Regions from separate parts of the Mus musculus genome. Here region 2 is linked to region 1. A link is a contact called in ENCODE POLR2A ChIA-PET data. All regions are on one chromosome and are shown on one strand. The core of a region is the stretch at or near the end of the contact, and the rest is flanking DNA. Distances in the headings are between cores, read along the strand shown. Region 1 holds the start of Rcn3 (reticulocalbin 3, EF-hand calcium binding domain). Region 2 holds the start of Prr12 (proline rich 12).

Region 1 (2,719 bases), core at 198-2,697:
TGAGGGAGGGGCGTGGCCGTGTGCAGGATTGGGGAGGGGAGGGAAGGGGCCGTGTGCAGGATTGGGGAGGGGCGTAGCTGTGTGCAGGATTGGGGAAGGGAGGGGCCGTGTGCAGGATTGGGGGTCGTGGCAGGAAGTAGCGACTCAGAAAGAAAGAGGGGAGGCAGAGAGATAATAGAGACAAAAGAGTCCCTGACCACCCTGGGAAAAGAGATGGGAACAGAGACCATAGCGTGACCCTGTCAGGTGTGTTGGGTGGGTGAGACCTTAGATACTTGTGCTGACCTCTGTTCCTCTCTCTCAGCCCCATGGCTTTCTCTCAGCGGCGATGACTCTGGTGACCTGTTGCCTGGTGGGAACTTGCCCCCAGAAGCTGAACCTCAAGGTGCAAATGCCTTTCCAGCCACTTCCTGATGCAGACTCGGGCCCCCTGCCCACTGCAGCCTTTCGGGCTGTGTGACCTCCTGAACTGTCTCCGAGCCTCCTGAGGGAGCCTGGGCCCGATGTCCTCCCATGGATCCCTGCTTTTGTGGCCTGCTTCAGTTTCCCTTCTTAATGTACATGGTTGTTTTCCATCTCCACATAAATTTGGCCCCAAATCTGTGTGTGCATCGTTATTCTCAAGTTTCAAGCAGCTGGAATAAATTGAACGCGTCTGGGAAAGATCATATAGACACCTCTTGATTGCTATCGTGCAGCCTGGCCATTTTATAGACCGAGTTGTGTATGTGATACCTACACTGTACCAGGCATTGCTTCTCTTCTTTTTCTTCCTTCCTTCCTTCCTTCCTTCCTTCCTTCCTTCCTTCCTTCCTTCCTTTCTTTCTTTTCCTTCTTTTCTTTCTTTCTTTCTTTCTTTCTTTCTTTCTTTCTTTCCTTCCTTCTTTCTTTTTTTTTTTTTTTAACATTTATTTATTTTATGTATCTGAGTACACTGCAGCTGTCTTCAGACACACCAGAAGAGGGCATTGGATTCCATTACAGATGGTTAGCCACCATGTGGTTGCTGGGACTTGAACTCTGGTCCTCTGGAAGAACAGTCAGTGCTCTTAATTGCAGAGCCATCTCTCCAGCCGCGCTCCCCCCCCACCCCCCCCTTTTTTTTTTAAAGACAAGGGTCTCTCTACGTCGTCCTGGCTGGCGGCAAACTCATAGAGACAGACTGCTTCTGTCTCCCAAGTGAGCCAACCAAACCCGACCTCCTCTTTTCTGAAACGGATCTAAGAAATGGAAAGAGTTTTTAAAAAATACATTCCCCTTAATCCCCTGGGGCCAGAGACTCTGGAGGTGGTCGTGCAAGTCGGCCCATATGTTTGCTGGGAGTTGTAGTTCAATATCAGCCTTATCGCCCACCACGCCTTCGGGTCTGGAGCTCGGCCTTGTGGACGTGGCAAGGGGGTCGTCATTGGCTCCGCCCCTGAGGCTTTCCTGCGCAGTCATTGGTCAGAGGGCGGCAGCCTCTGGACGGCTGGTGGAGGAGCTTAACTGGAACCTGGCCAGGTTGGGCATCTTTGTGCGAAAGCAGAGCTCAGCGTAGGGAGCTAACTCAGGCCGGGTAACAGAGGTGTGGTGGGGTGATGGTGGGGTGAAGGTGGGGTGGGTGGAAGGGTGGGGGTCGCGGTCCAGCCTGGGGGCAGCACAGAGGAGCCTGCATGATGCTTTCGGCCACCACCATGCCCTGAACTTTGGGTGGGACATGCGCCACGTCTCTAACTGAAATACCCCCTTTCTGCTCTGAGACTCCTCTGAGGCTCGGATTCCACCCCCAGAGGTTGTTTTGCCTTTAAATTCTCTATTCTTTTTGCCGACTTTTCTTGAGCCCAAAACTTTTTGCAGCCTGCGCTTTTATCGGCCCTGCCTTAGGCAGCCTCCTCTACTCCGCCCCCTTCAAAGTTCTCCCACATTATCTCTGGTTCAGACACCCCCCGCCCCCAGTCTTATCCCTGACCGCTGGTCCTCACCTCTCCTCAGGAACCGATGATGTGGCGATGGTCGTTTCTGTTGCTTCTCTTACTGCTGAGGCACTGGGCCCTCGGGAAGCCATCCCCTGATGCAGGACCTCATGGCCAGGATAGGGTCCATCATGGAACCCCCCTGAGCGAGGCCCCCCACGATGACGCCCACGGGAATTTCCAGTACGACCATGAGGCGTTCCTGGGACGAGACGTGGCCAAGGAATTTGACAAACTCAGCCCAGAGGAAAGCCAGGCCCGACTTGGGTAGGAGGATGGCGGGGGAGCGGGGCAGAAGTGGGAGGTGGGGAGAGAGAAGTTAACTGAAAAGACAAAACTGTGGCACTCACCTCCTGGGAGAAGGCGGAGCTAAACCTGAGGCTGTGGGGGACCTGCGTCACCAACCCCTGGGTTCCCCTCTACCTCAGTCCCCCCTATGCCTCTGTCTGGACTTCCCTCTTCTCTCTTCTAAACGGGACGCCGACTCTCGGTAGAGACTGAAGACAAGGGATTTGAGGAAGATGCCAAGGTCAGAGATCAGGTTGACCTGGGATGAGTGATGCCAACTGGACTGGACGGGCTTGCCCCGTTTCTAGGTGACAGATACAGTCAGCATGGGCCCGGGACAAGAAGGCCACTCGTGCAAATATGCTTGATTATTTTCATTGTTATTAGTACTTTGAGATCGAATTTCATTTGTGGAACTAGCTAGTCTGAAATTCACTCTGTAGACGAGACTGGTCCTGAATTCAGAAATCCGTCTGCCT
Region 2 (2,997 bases), core at 404-2,903, 39 kb after region 1:
ACTCACTCTGTAGACCAGGCTGGCCTCGAACTCAGAAATCCCCATGCCTCTGCCTCCCAAATGCTGGGATTAAAGGCGTGTGTGCCAACACCTCCCGACTGTAGGTTTCTTTTTATTCGTTTCTTTTAAAGTTTTCTTTTATGTGCCTGGTGCCGTCAAAGATCAGAAGAGGGTGTCGGCTCCTCCAGGACTGGAGTTACAGATGGTTGTGAGCAGCCATGTGGGTGCTGGAATTGGAACCTGGGTCCTCAGCAAGTTCAGCAAGTGTTTTAACCGCTGACCCCCTTGTCTCCAACTATAATGTAGGTTTTATACTAACCACACTTTTTCTGTTTCCAGGACCGGGCTCATCATCCCCTTGAGTCCTCAGACGCCTCAATCTCCACCCTTGCCCCCAGGCCTTCCCACCTATGAGCAGGCTTTAGCAGCCTCCGGGGTGCACGACGCACCTCCGCCCCCTTACTCCAGGTATGAGGCGGGGCTTCTGCCTGGGTGGTGCCAGAGGGAGGGGGGGGGAGAGGCAACGCGTGGGAGGGGCGTGTCCCCAAGGGCAGGGCTTGGTGCTTAGGAAAACCTACATAGGGCGGAGCTTGCAGGGGAGGGCGGACCCTACGCAATTGTCTATAGGGGCGTGGATCAGCCTTGCAAGAGTGCAGCTTTTGAGGAAGGTGGGGCTTGTGCCTACAGGATTGAGGATTGGCTGAGGCACCAAGGGCGGGTCGGTGTAGGCTCGGTGGAGGGGGCGGCTGGGATGTTTGACTCTGCACTCCCAACCCCCATCCCCGATAGCCTCAGAAGGCCTCACTGAAGACCTGCTTGCAGCGCGGGCTCCCTGAACTGTGCCCCTGATTCATAGCGGATTCCGGAAGTCGCCAGCTTCTTCGACGACTGGGCTTCAGTGTGTCCGTGGGGGAGTCAGGGTCGTCGGACCCGAGGTCTACCATGACACACGTGTTTCCGCCGGGCACGCATACACGCACGTCCCTGACCATCCTGTTGCCGAGTTGGTGCCCCCGGCCCTCCAGTGACCCCCCCCCACACTTCGTCTGAGCAGTGGCCCTGCCTCAGAATGGGCAGACCTTTTAGGAAACTCGGATCAGACGTGACTCGGCTGTCACTCCACTGGTGCCGCGGGGCACGTACGCGCAGGGAACCAGGCCCTTGCACACGCCTGACTTCGTGTATTTCCCCAGTCGGGCACATGGGCGGTTTGTAATCCAGTATAAAGGTGGGGGGCGCATTTGCAATGTGCTGTAAGCGGGGTGTCACGCTTGTGTTGCACCCGGGTAAATGGAGTTGATCTGAGCTGCCCTCTGCTTAAAAACCCTTTGGGAAAGGAAGGGGGGATGGAAGAAATAAAAAATTGAAACAATGAGAAAAAAATAAAAATGCAAAAGAACTGAGCCCCCTTTCTGGGCGCATTTGCGCGCGGTGGAACTGAATCTCTGTGTACAGGCGCTGTGCCCTACACCCCCAGGCTCCGCTGGTGCGCTCGCGCTCACTCGCTTACCCCCCCCCCCCGCCTCCCAGGCTCCGCTAGTGCTCGCTCGCGCTCTCTCTCTCTCTTTTTTTTTTTTTTTTACATTTGCACGGGATTGTGGGAGGAAGCGGAGCGCAGCCAGACACCCCGCCGCCCGCCCCCCTTCCCCTCCCCCCTCCCCCTGCCGCCTTGTGCAAAGATGGCTGCACCGTGAGCGCAGAGGAGGAGGAGGTGGCGGCGGCGGAGGCGAAAGAGCGAGCACCCAGCGCCCGCACCCACTCCGGGGCCGTCCGGGACGCCCCCTCCGGAGCGCGCGTCCCCTTCTCTCTTGCAAGCGCCGGGGCAAAGGCGGAGACAGCGGGGTCCCTCCTCCCCCCTTTCCCTCCTCCAGGGGGAACCCCCCCTCCTTGGCTCAGCGGCTGCACCCCTCCTTTGCCCGCCCCTCCGTCCCTGCCCCCTCCCTCCCCCGCCCGGGGCCTTCCCGGGCCTTCGGTGGCCGCAAAGAAAAAAAAAGAGAAAGGGAGGAAAAAAAGCAGCGGAGGGAGCGGCGGCGGAGGAGAGCGCGCGCGCTCCCCCTCCTTTCCCCCTCCCTCCCCCTCCCCCCAATTTCCACCGCGGCCAATTCATGGACAGGAACTACCCCAGCGCCGGCTTCGGGGACCCGCTCGGCGCCGGGGCGGGATGGAGTTACGAGAGGTCAGCGAAAGCTAGGTAAGGAGCTGAGGGGGACCTAGAGAAATGGGCCAAGAGGTGGGGGGATTCCTGCCTGGCCTGGGCCTGGGGCCCGCTCGGCAACGCGTGCATCGCCAACTCCCCCTCCGATTTTTGCAAGGGAGCGGCCTTCTTTGGGTTTGTAACAACGCCGCCGCCCCAGTTTGCAAATTGCAAACTCCGCCAAAGCCAGCTCCTGCTTGCAAAAGAGAGAAACGAAGCAGGCAAGGCGCAAAAACAAATTCGAACCGGGAAGGCCTTGGGAAGATGGGAAGGGTTGGCGAAGCAAGGCCTGGACTTGCCCCCCATCTTTGGATTCCCGGCGTGCTGACCCCTCCCCCCGGGCGCCCCTGGCTCTGCAACTGCAAAGGTGGGAGGAAAAGAGAATCAGCTCGCAGACCTGGGGGGCTGCACCCCCTCCCAGGTCCTATTGTTCCGGGGCTGCAGGAGGCCGGGCCACTCGGTCCCTCCCCCCTCCAAGAAATTCCCCGCGCAGAGTGGGCAAGGGGCCCCGCCCCCTTCTTAAACTAGAATTCTGTGTGTTTGGGGGGGTCCTGAGATTAGGGACACGCCCCCTTCTGCTCCCCACCTTGCTCAAAGCTGTGAATCCTGGTTGATGGCGCGCTGTTTGCCCTCTGGTGCAAGGCCACGGATTTGGGCCCTTTCTGGAACAGAGTCGTGTCTCTTCCCCGTTTGTGTTTGTGTGTGTGAGCGTGGGCCCTGTGCACGCGTGGCTAGCCGCGTGTTCACCCGTGAACCTGCCTCTTGTAGTTTAATCTGTGTCCTCACTCTTCACCTGCCCTTCA

Evidence for each region. ChIA-PET counts read pairs that join two places held with the same protein, here RNA polymerase II (POLR2A).
Region 2: POLR2A ChIA-PET joins it to region 1 with 15 read pairs in embryonic stem cell. The contact joins the promoter of Prr12 here to the promoter of Rcn3 in region 1. POLR2A ChIA-PET finds 5 or more read pairs at or near these places in 5 of 5 experiments (Patski and embryonic stem cell).

The regions. Positions count from the first base shown.
Region 1 is chr7:45,090,941-45,093,659 of GRCm38, reverse strand. Rcn3 (reticulocalbin 3, EF-hand calcium binding domain) reads left to right here and starts at 1,447. Exons shown (of 7, transcript NM_026555.2): 1 at 1,447-1,564; 2 at 1,972-2,219. The coding sequence starts at 1,978. Fcgrt (Fc receptor, IgG, alpha chain transporter) reads left to right here. Exons shown (of 7, transcript NM_010189.3): 7 at 305-667. The coding sequence ends at 414.
Region 2 is chr7:45,051,990-45,054,986 of GRCm38, reverse strand. It overlaps Prr12 (proline rich 12), which reads left to right and starts at 1,653. Exons shown (of 14, transcript NM_175022.3): 1 at 1,653-2,191. The coding sequence starts at 2,106. It overlaps Prrg2 (proline-rich Gla (G-carboxyglutamic acid) polypeptide 2), which reads left to right. Exons shown (of 7, transcript NM_022999.1): 6 at 340-468; 7 at 790-1,383. The coding sequence ends at 808.